Linked DNA regions of Homo sapiens: region 1 is linked to region 2. Evidence: read pairs that join two places in POLR2A ChIA-PET (ENCODE). Cell type or tissue: A673. All regions are shown on one strand. Links, peaks and the distances in the headings refer to the core of each region. The heading gives the core; the rest is flanking DNA.

Region 1 (4,365 bases), core at 1-4,000, 650 kb before region 2:
AGTTGTTTAGATTTAAGTTAATTAAAATTTAATAAATTTTTAGCTCCTCAGTCACACTAGCCACATTTCAAGGACCCAATAGCTGCGTGAGGCTAGTGGCTACTGTATTGGACAGCATAGATATAATGTCCACCATTGCAAAAGTTTGATTGGACAATTCTGGTCTAAATTCATTTTTATATGTGTATCATCTAATCCCTAATTCAGCCCCATCCTCCTAGGCCAAAAAGTTTAAAGAATATATAATATCATGGCATTTTTATATAGCATAGAGTGCATAATATAAAATCATGCTATATAGGCTGGGTGTGGTGGCTCATGCCTGTAATCCCAGCACTTTGGGAGGCCAAGGTGGGCAGATCACTTGAAGTCAGGAATCTGAGACCAGCCTGGCCAACATGGACAAGCCATGTCTCTACTAAAAATACAAAAATTAGCCGGGTGTGGTGGTGCACACCTGTAATCCCAGCTACTCGGAAGGCAGAGGCAGGAGAATTGCTTCAACCCGGGAGGCAGAGGTTGCAGTGAGCCGAGACAGTGCCTCTGCACTCCAGCCTGGGTGACAGAGCAAGACTCTGTCTTAAAAAAAAAAAAAATGCTATATAATCTTAAAAGCCTGACCCAGTGTTGAACAAGGCTGCAGTGAACAATGGCACAGTCTCTTGTTGAAGTGTTCAGGAGGCTGGAGCTGGGATTCAGTGGTGAGAATGGCAACACTCAATTGAGATATGAGGCATTTGGGGACATGAGAACTGGTGACAAGCATAGAGGATGGTGTTCTGCAAGACATCCTTCCTAATTCAGAGGCATCTGTTCCATCCCCAACCCCCAGCAACAGAAAGGTGTTTCTTTCCACCTTAGCCTGTCTAGCTGCATAGGGTCTGTGCATGAGTTTAAACCTAGATTAGGGGTGAATTGATCATATTTCTCAAAGCTGATTTTTAGGGTTTAGGGAATGAGCTTCTCTCAAGTCTAATGTAACCATAACAGCCTGAATTGCCTAATTGCAATACAGCAATAGATTTCTTTACAAAATGCCAAACTAGGCAACTGCTCCAAGTCCTATGTTTGCAACTGGGAGTCGGGGGGTGGAGGTCTCAAACTTTATAAATAATTATCTGGATGGTGAGAAGGGAATGTGTTTGAGGCAAAAGGGTGCCAACAGTAACTTAACTACTTTTCTATCTATAGTTACTATGTGGCTCCATTTTATTTGTTTTTTTGTTTGTTTGTTTGTTTGTTTGTTGAGATGCGTTCTCACTCTGTCACCCAGACTAGAGTCCTGTGGCACGATCTCTGCTCACTGCAACTTCTGCCTCCTGGGCTCAAGCAATTCCCCCTGCCTCAGCCTCTCGAGTAGCTGAGATTACACGCGTCTGCCACTACGCCCGGCTAATTTTTGTATGTTTTAGTACAGACGGGCTTTCGCCATGTTGGTCAGACTGGTCTTGAACTCCTGACCTCAGGTGATCTGCCTGCCTTGTCCTCCCAAAATGCTGGGATTACAGGCATGAGCCACTGTGCCCAGCCGTGGCTTCATTTTCTATAGAATGAGAGCAGTTGCTAAGTTTTTAATACATTTTCATTAAAACTACATTTTTTCAACTTATGAATAGTGGTTATGGAGAAAGATAGAATCAACTTCTGTTAATTTTTATGCAAAAATCTGCCATTGAATTGTCCATAATATGTTTCTCAAAATATCATTTATAATTTATTATGTGATTTAGACCCAAGCTAAATATAAATTAACTTCATTAACTATGTACATTATCATGACACTGTTGAATTACTTTCACAGACTGACAAAGCAAAATTAAAAATAAACTCTGTAAGTGACCTAGTCCAGTTAACAATAAACCTCTGACAGGCATTAGTCGAGGATCCCCAATCCATTGCCCCTTGTGTCAAGGGTTATGCCCCACTTCTGGATAAAGGTGCCTGGTCATTCAGAGAAAGGTTTTTTTGTGTTTTTTGTTTTGTTTTGTTTTTTTCAATGCAGTGATGAGGAAAAGTAGTAACCAATAACCAGAGTAAGGAAATTTGAATATAGCACTTGGCTAAGGGATGTATTCATTTTTTCCACACACTTAATGGGCATCTACTATATGCCTAGGAATGTTCTAGGTGCTGTGGATACAGCAGCAAACACAACAGGCAAAGCCTCTCCTTTCATACAACAGACATTTTAGTCTGTTGGGGGCAAGAGAACAAAAAATATATGTCAGATGCTAAGTACTATAAAGAAAAATAAGGGGAAGGGGCTTGGCAGTGAAGGAGGGTGCTATTCTACAGAGGCAATAGGAGACTTCTTCGCAGAGAACGTGGGATTGCAGCAGAGACCACCTCCAAGTAAAGGAGGTTGCCATGCAGAGATCTAGGGGCAGAGTGCCCCAGTAGATGCCAATGTCAGTATGGACAGAATCAATGAGTCTAATGAGAACCTATTGTGTGCTTGGTACTGTGCTGCGTGCGCCCCCTGGAGGATAAGGAAGTAGAACCGTGACGGTAAGACAGAGAGGTTATGCACTCCCGAGCGCTGGGGCACTGGAACCGGGCTGCCTGGGTGACTCCACTATTACCAGCTACGTGACCTCAGGCAAGTTCCTCAACATCCCCATGTCTTAAATCCCTCAAGTATAGAGTGGGTGGAAACAGCAGGACGACTCCTTGGAGTTACTGGAAGGGCTAATGAGTCAGTGTGTGGAACGTCCTTAGCGAGCACTCACTCAGCATTAGCTGTGAATATCATGATTACAATGCTTTTCTCCCATTTCTGATCTGAACCCTTCTATGGCATTTCTGATCATGCTGAAATGATGAGATTTATACTTCCTGATCTTCTAGGTTCTCTACATGAGTGGTTCTCAACTGGAGGCAATTTTGTCCCACAGGGAACACTTGACAATGTCTGGAGACTTTTTTTATTTTAGTATTATTATTATTATTATTATTATTATTATTATTATTATTATTATTTATTTTTGAGATGGAGTCTCACTCTGTCACCCAGGCTGGAATGCAGTGATGTGATCTCACCTCACTGCAACCTCCGCCTCTCAGGTTCAAGCAATTCCCCTGCCTCAGCCTCCTGAGTTGCTGGGACTACAGGTGCGCACCACCATGCCTGGCTAGTTTTTGTATTTTTAGTAGAGACGGGGTCTCACCATATTGGCCAGGCTGGTCTCGAACTCCTGTCCTCAAGCGATCCACCCTCCTCACTCTCCCAAAGTGCTGGGATTACAGGTGTGAGCCACCATGCCCAACTATATTTTATTTTTAATTGACAATAATTTTATCTATTTATCTGTAGACATTTTTGATTGTCACAACTGGAGAGCGGGGGATTCAGTGTTACTGGCATCTACCATGTAGGGGCCTGGGATGCTGTTAAATAACATCCTACAAAGCACAGGACAGTTTCCTATAACAAAGAATTATTTGGTCCAAAATGTCAATCGTGCAGCTGTTGAAAACCCCCACTCTACACCAACCAGGGATAAGGATAAAGAGCTGATGACTCAAATGGATTTCCCTTTCATCTCATCCAACCTCATTCAAACGCATGTGCCACCAGCCCAAATGTCCTGACTGGGGAGATATAACCAGGGCTTTTTGATACCCACTCCATTAGTAACCATCTCAAAAGGATAGTTGGTAGAGTAGCTGTTACAAAACTACAGAGCTGCGTCACACGAGGTGAACCAAGAAAAGACTCAGGAGAGGAAGTGAGGTGCAGCCAGCCTTCCTGGGACCAGTCACTCGCTGTGCCTTAACTAGTCATGGCTCATGTCCACCCTAATTCAGGCACCTGTGGCCAGAAGAGGAAAGGGTTTAAAGAGGCAAAACATGATCATTTAGGGCCTCGGGTAAAACGGGCAGGATGAATGAAGCCTGAAGCAAATGTGCTGGACAAACATGTGTGACTGGAAACAGAGACACCATTCACGAATGCCAAAAAGCTCTGTAGGCACTGCAAGATTGAGATCAGTGTTTCTCAACCTTTTTTTATTTTTTTTCCTCATTATCATCCCCAACCACTACTCCAGCGAGCCTTGTAGACATTGTTTTCCTAATCGCCACCTAATCGCCACCCCCATACAAAATTTTAATATCACAAATATACTGTTGGGCCCAGCTTTGGCTCACGCCTATAATCCCAGCACTTTGGAAGGCTGAGGCAGGTGGGTCGCTTGAGCTCAGGAGTTCAAGACCAGCCTGGGCAACATGGTGAAACCCTGTCTCTACAAAAAAAATACAAAAATTAGCTAGCAGTGTTAGTGCACACTGTAGTCCCAGCTACTCAGGAGACCGAGGAGGGAGGATCTCTTGAGCCTGGGAGGTCGAGGCTGCAGTGATCCGTGA
Region 2 (4,401 bases), core at 244-4,243:
AATTAATGCTAAGCTAGTCACATGGAAGACAGTTACTACTTAAATCAGTCTCCCTGATAACTCAGAGGGTAGGGTTTTTAATGGATAATTTGGTGGGTAGGAGGCTAGGGAATGGGTGCTGCTGATTAGTTGAGGATAAAATCATAGGGGTGTGGAAAATAGTCCTTGTATGCTGAGTCTGCCTCTGGGTGAGTGTCATGGGACTGGTTGAGTCATGAGTCACGGGTCTTGGCAGGCAGTCAGTCAGTTGTTAGAATGCAAAATTCTGAAAAAAAATCTCAAAAAACCAATCTTAGGTTCTACACTAGCAACGTTATCTATAGCAGCAATCGGGGAAGTCACAAATCTTGTGACCTTTGGCTACATGACTCCTAAGCAGTAAGGGATTATAGAAACTATGTCTACATTTTAAGTAGAATTCAGGCCTCTCCCATAATCCTAATCTCCTGACCTTTGTTAGTTTTATTCAGTCTCTGAGCAAGGAGGGGGTTGGTTTTAGGGACGGACTATTATCATCCTTGCTTCAAAGTTAAACCATGAACGAAATTCCTCCCATGGTTAACTTGGCCTATACCCAGGAATGAGTGTGGACAGCCAGCTCGTGAAGCTAGAGGCAAGATGGATTCAGCCATGCTTGATTTCTCTCACTGTCATAATCTTTGCAAAGGCAATTTTGCTTCTGACCTCAGTGAACACAGGGTGGGTAGAACAGAGGACTGCAGTTACACTTACTGATGAAGAACTGATGGGAAGAGAGAGTGCTGTGAATGTCTTTCTAGAAGTTTCATAATAAAGGGAAGAGGGGAGAGAGAGAAAAGAAAGGGAAAGGGAGAGACAGAGAGGGAGTGAAATGGGATGGAAGGAAAGAGAGTGAGCCTAGCTTGGGGTCAGAGGCAGGCGGGAGAACAGAGAGTTGCAGGGGTGAGAGAGAGGTGGGGTTGGGGAGGCAGACCAGATGAAGAAGACTGAGCCTCAGAACTTCTCTCTGGCACACCTCAATCTGAGCACACACTCTTTGGGGCACAATGTAATTATTATTTCTTTCAGGCAGTGAAGCATAACATTAACAGGTTCAGTTGCAGATTTAATACAGGAAGCTTTATAGGACATCTTAGATCGTGAGGACTTTGAGGGAAGACCTAGGCTTCCTTAACGGAGTACCAGGCAAAGAGAAGGTTCTTCGTGTGTTTGTTGAATGAATGAATGGGTCTTATTCACATTTTTATTGTGAATATTATGAAAAAAGAACATGACACTGATTTTAAAACACTTGGAAATACAGTCATAAAACATGAAAATTTTATGGCCTGCAAGTCATTTCAGGAAATGCTGCAAATACATCCATCCATCCTGCCCGAGGCCTTGAGGTAATAGGGCCATTATAGGATTTCTCATTGGGTCATCAAAAAACTTTCTGCCCCTATATTCCTGCTACTTTACAGACAGATTCTGTATTTTATTAAAGGTAGGAAAAATAAATTGTTTCGGAAGCGCAGGGTATAGTTAAAGGTGTTAAGAAAATGTAAAACAATTTTACTAGTGTCTTGCCTACTAATTTGGATAAATGTTTATTCTCAAAATGTTCTAGCATTATCTTTCTTCTTCCAGAAAGGTCAGGCACATGCCACTAAAAACACATTTAGTACATTCGAGAATATTTTTCAAGTGATTTATTGGAGCAATGTATGGACTATTTATTTAAATATATCTCTTATTTCCAGTAATGCTACAACCTCATTAGAAGCGACTTGGCTCATTGCTTAAGCAAAATGATTTAGCTATTTAGGAGCTCTCCTTTAAAAATAGGCTATTTTCTCTGAACAGTTTACCAGAATTGGGGATCTATTTTTAGAAAAGTACAGAAGAATGGGTAAGGTCATAGTCCTGAGCCTTAGGTAATTCCTTGAGAAGTTGTATCTATTGTACGTTCTGGTTCATTTTTCTCCATTCCTGGTTCTCCAGCAGGGAGGAGTTCTCCTCTTGAGGTATGAGGGCACAGCCACCTCTCTGGGGAATTCTGGAATCCTCTGAAGAGGCTCTGTCCTGGCAGGCACCCAGCTAGTAAAGTATCGGGCCTGGTTTTAACAGTGAAAAACTGCTTCTACTCTTTGGGGACATGAGAACCCGATTTTACATACTGGAAAATGAAATTTGCTAACTACTGAGTGTGCAATGCATAATCCCCACTCTGTAGCTAATACATTCAGATGCTTACAGCATATACATAAGCTATGAAGCAGAATGATCAAATGCGTGTGTGTGATCCCCTGCGAGCTGAAACATTACCAATATGTGGCTTCTAAGTGTTTCTCCTTGTGGCATTCCTCTGACCCTTGCCTCTCCCCACCATCCTGAATTTTGTGTTTATTATTTACCTGTGATTAAAAAATACTTTTATCACATATGTATCCTCCTAAGAGGAGGGAGGGAAGGAGAGAGAAAGAAAGAGATGGAAGGAGGGAGGGAAGAAGAGACACACACGTTTGAGAGGAGAGAGAGAGACAGAATTCCCTAACAGTTTAATGTCACTTTAGAAAACACACACATTTCCTCAGGTATTTTGTTTCACCTAATGGTCCCAATTCAACTGTTATAGGATGCTAAATATGTTATTGTACTGAAAAATTTTTAATTTTATTAAATCTAGCTGGTGCACGTAGAAGGGAACTTGCAGTTTCATGTATTGTTTGTAGAGTGTTAATTGCCTTTTTTTCTTGAAAGTAATTTAGCAATATGGATGGAATTAAAGTCCTTAAAAAAATACAATGGGCCAAGCATTACCCCTTACAGGATTTTATTCTAAGGGAAGAATAGAATAAGTATGCAAAGATGTTTTTTTAAGGATGTTAACTGCAGGGCCGGGTGTGGTGGCTTGCACCTGTAATCTCAGCACTTTGGGAGGCCGAGGCAGGCAGATCAGGAGATCAAGACCATCCCACGTCAGGAGATCAAGACCATCCTGGCCAATATGGTGAAACCCCGTCTCTACTAAAATACAAAAAATTAGCCAGGTGTGGTGGCACATGCCTGTAGTCCCAGCTGCTCAGGAGGCTGAGGCAGCGGAATCGCTTGAACTCGGGAGGCGAAAGTCGCAGTGAGCCGAGATCCTGCCACTGCACTCCAGCCTGGGTGACAGAGGGAGTCTCTGTCTCAAAAAAAAAAAAAAAAGAAGACATAATCTAAATGTCCAAAAGTTATTGGTTAAATATGCAGTGATTTAAAATGATGAAAGAATGTGCACGTTATATTGAGTGGGAAAAAAGCAGCTATATAATACATAACAATTATATAATAACAACAGTTACATGGACCACCCTATATGGAGGACCCTCTAATTTTTATAAAAATAACTTCTGGCCAGGCATGGTAGGTCGCGCCTGTAATCCCAGCACTATGGGAGGCTGTGGTGAGAGGATCACTTGAGGCCAGGAGCTCGAGACCAGCCTGGGCAACAGAGTGAGATTCTGTCTCTACAATAAAATAAAATAAAAATTACCTGGTGTAGTGGTGCACACCTGTAGTCCTACCTGCTCAAGAAGCTGAGGTGGGAGGATTGCTTGAGCCCATGAGTTTGAGGCTAAAGTGAACCATGATGGTGCCACTGCACTCCAGCCTGAGTGACACAGTGAGATTCTGTCTCTAAAAATAAATAAATAAATAAATTTATATGTATGAAAAAAATTGTGGAGGCAAAAACACCAAATTGTATAAACAGGGACAAGATTTTAGGTGATTATCATTATTGCTTATCTGTATTTTTTGTCTTTCTAGAAGAGTAATATATTATTTTTTGAAAATGAAAAATAGCTTGTACTAGTCTATTTATTAAAGAGAAAGCTTGGAGATTTTTTATGTGACCTATAGTCCATTATCCATCTGTGGATGGAAAATTTAAAATCATTGATACCTACTATGAAGAACTTTTCTCCCTTGCAGTGCTCTCTGGGGATGCAAACTGACTTTATATCAGTGAGGAAAAAAAAAAAAAAAGAAATACAATTACACAACCCCCAAATGCATTCTATTGAACAAAAATTCAAACATCTGTATTACCCCAATCATATGTGCCCGGCTCCAGTCCATCAGCATGGCGCACACATACCACCGCTAGCTAACCACACCTCCCCAAGTTTTCCACAGGGCGGGTTAATATTTCTAGTTCCATTTGTCATTACAACCTCCCCATGAGGTGGAAGAGTCTATAGTGGCAGGTATGGTAATTATCAAGGCTGCTTTTTTTTTTTTTTTTAATTTGGTAAAAGACTGGTCAAATATTTTCATTTTATAGTCCCCTGATCTCTTGGAGCCTTTGAAAATAATGGTCAGTAGTTCAGCGAGTTCATTATCTAATTCTCTTAAGGTTGGGGAATGTGCATTTCTGGACCTGCTGATTTACATATT

What was found. ChIA-PET counts read pairs that join two places held together with the same protein. Peaks named below come from ENCODE experiments on the same cell type or tissue, not always from the same donor. Only the 100,000 strongest peaks of a DNase experiment are listed, where the experiment ranks them.
Region 1: POLR2A ChIA-PET joins it to region 2 with 7 read pairs; 1 of 35 experiments calls an interaction of 5 or more read pairs at or near these places.

What each region holds. Positions count from the first base shown.
Region 1 is chr16:71,539,993-71,544,357 of GRCh38, forward strand. No RefSeq gene overlaps it. Among named protein-coding and RNA genes, the nearest start is that of CHST4, 16 kb to the left of the region's middle. In A673, for the core only: CTCF peaks have their summits at 2,476 (motif pointing left) and 2,687; a DNase peak (open chromatin) is centred at 2,479; H3K27me3 peaks cover 898 bases.
Region 2 is chr16:72,189,750-72,194,150 of GRCh38, forward strand. It overlaps a transcript of PMFBP1 not described here. Among named protein-coding and RNA genes, the nearest start is that of PMFBP1, 20 kb to the left of the region's middle. In A673, for the core only: no CTCF peak of the experiment used is centred there; a DNase peak (open chromatin) is centred at 2,032.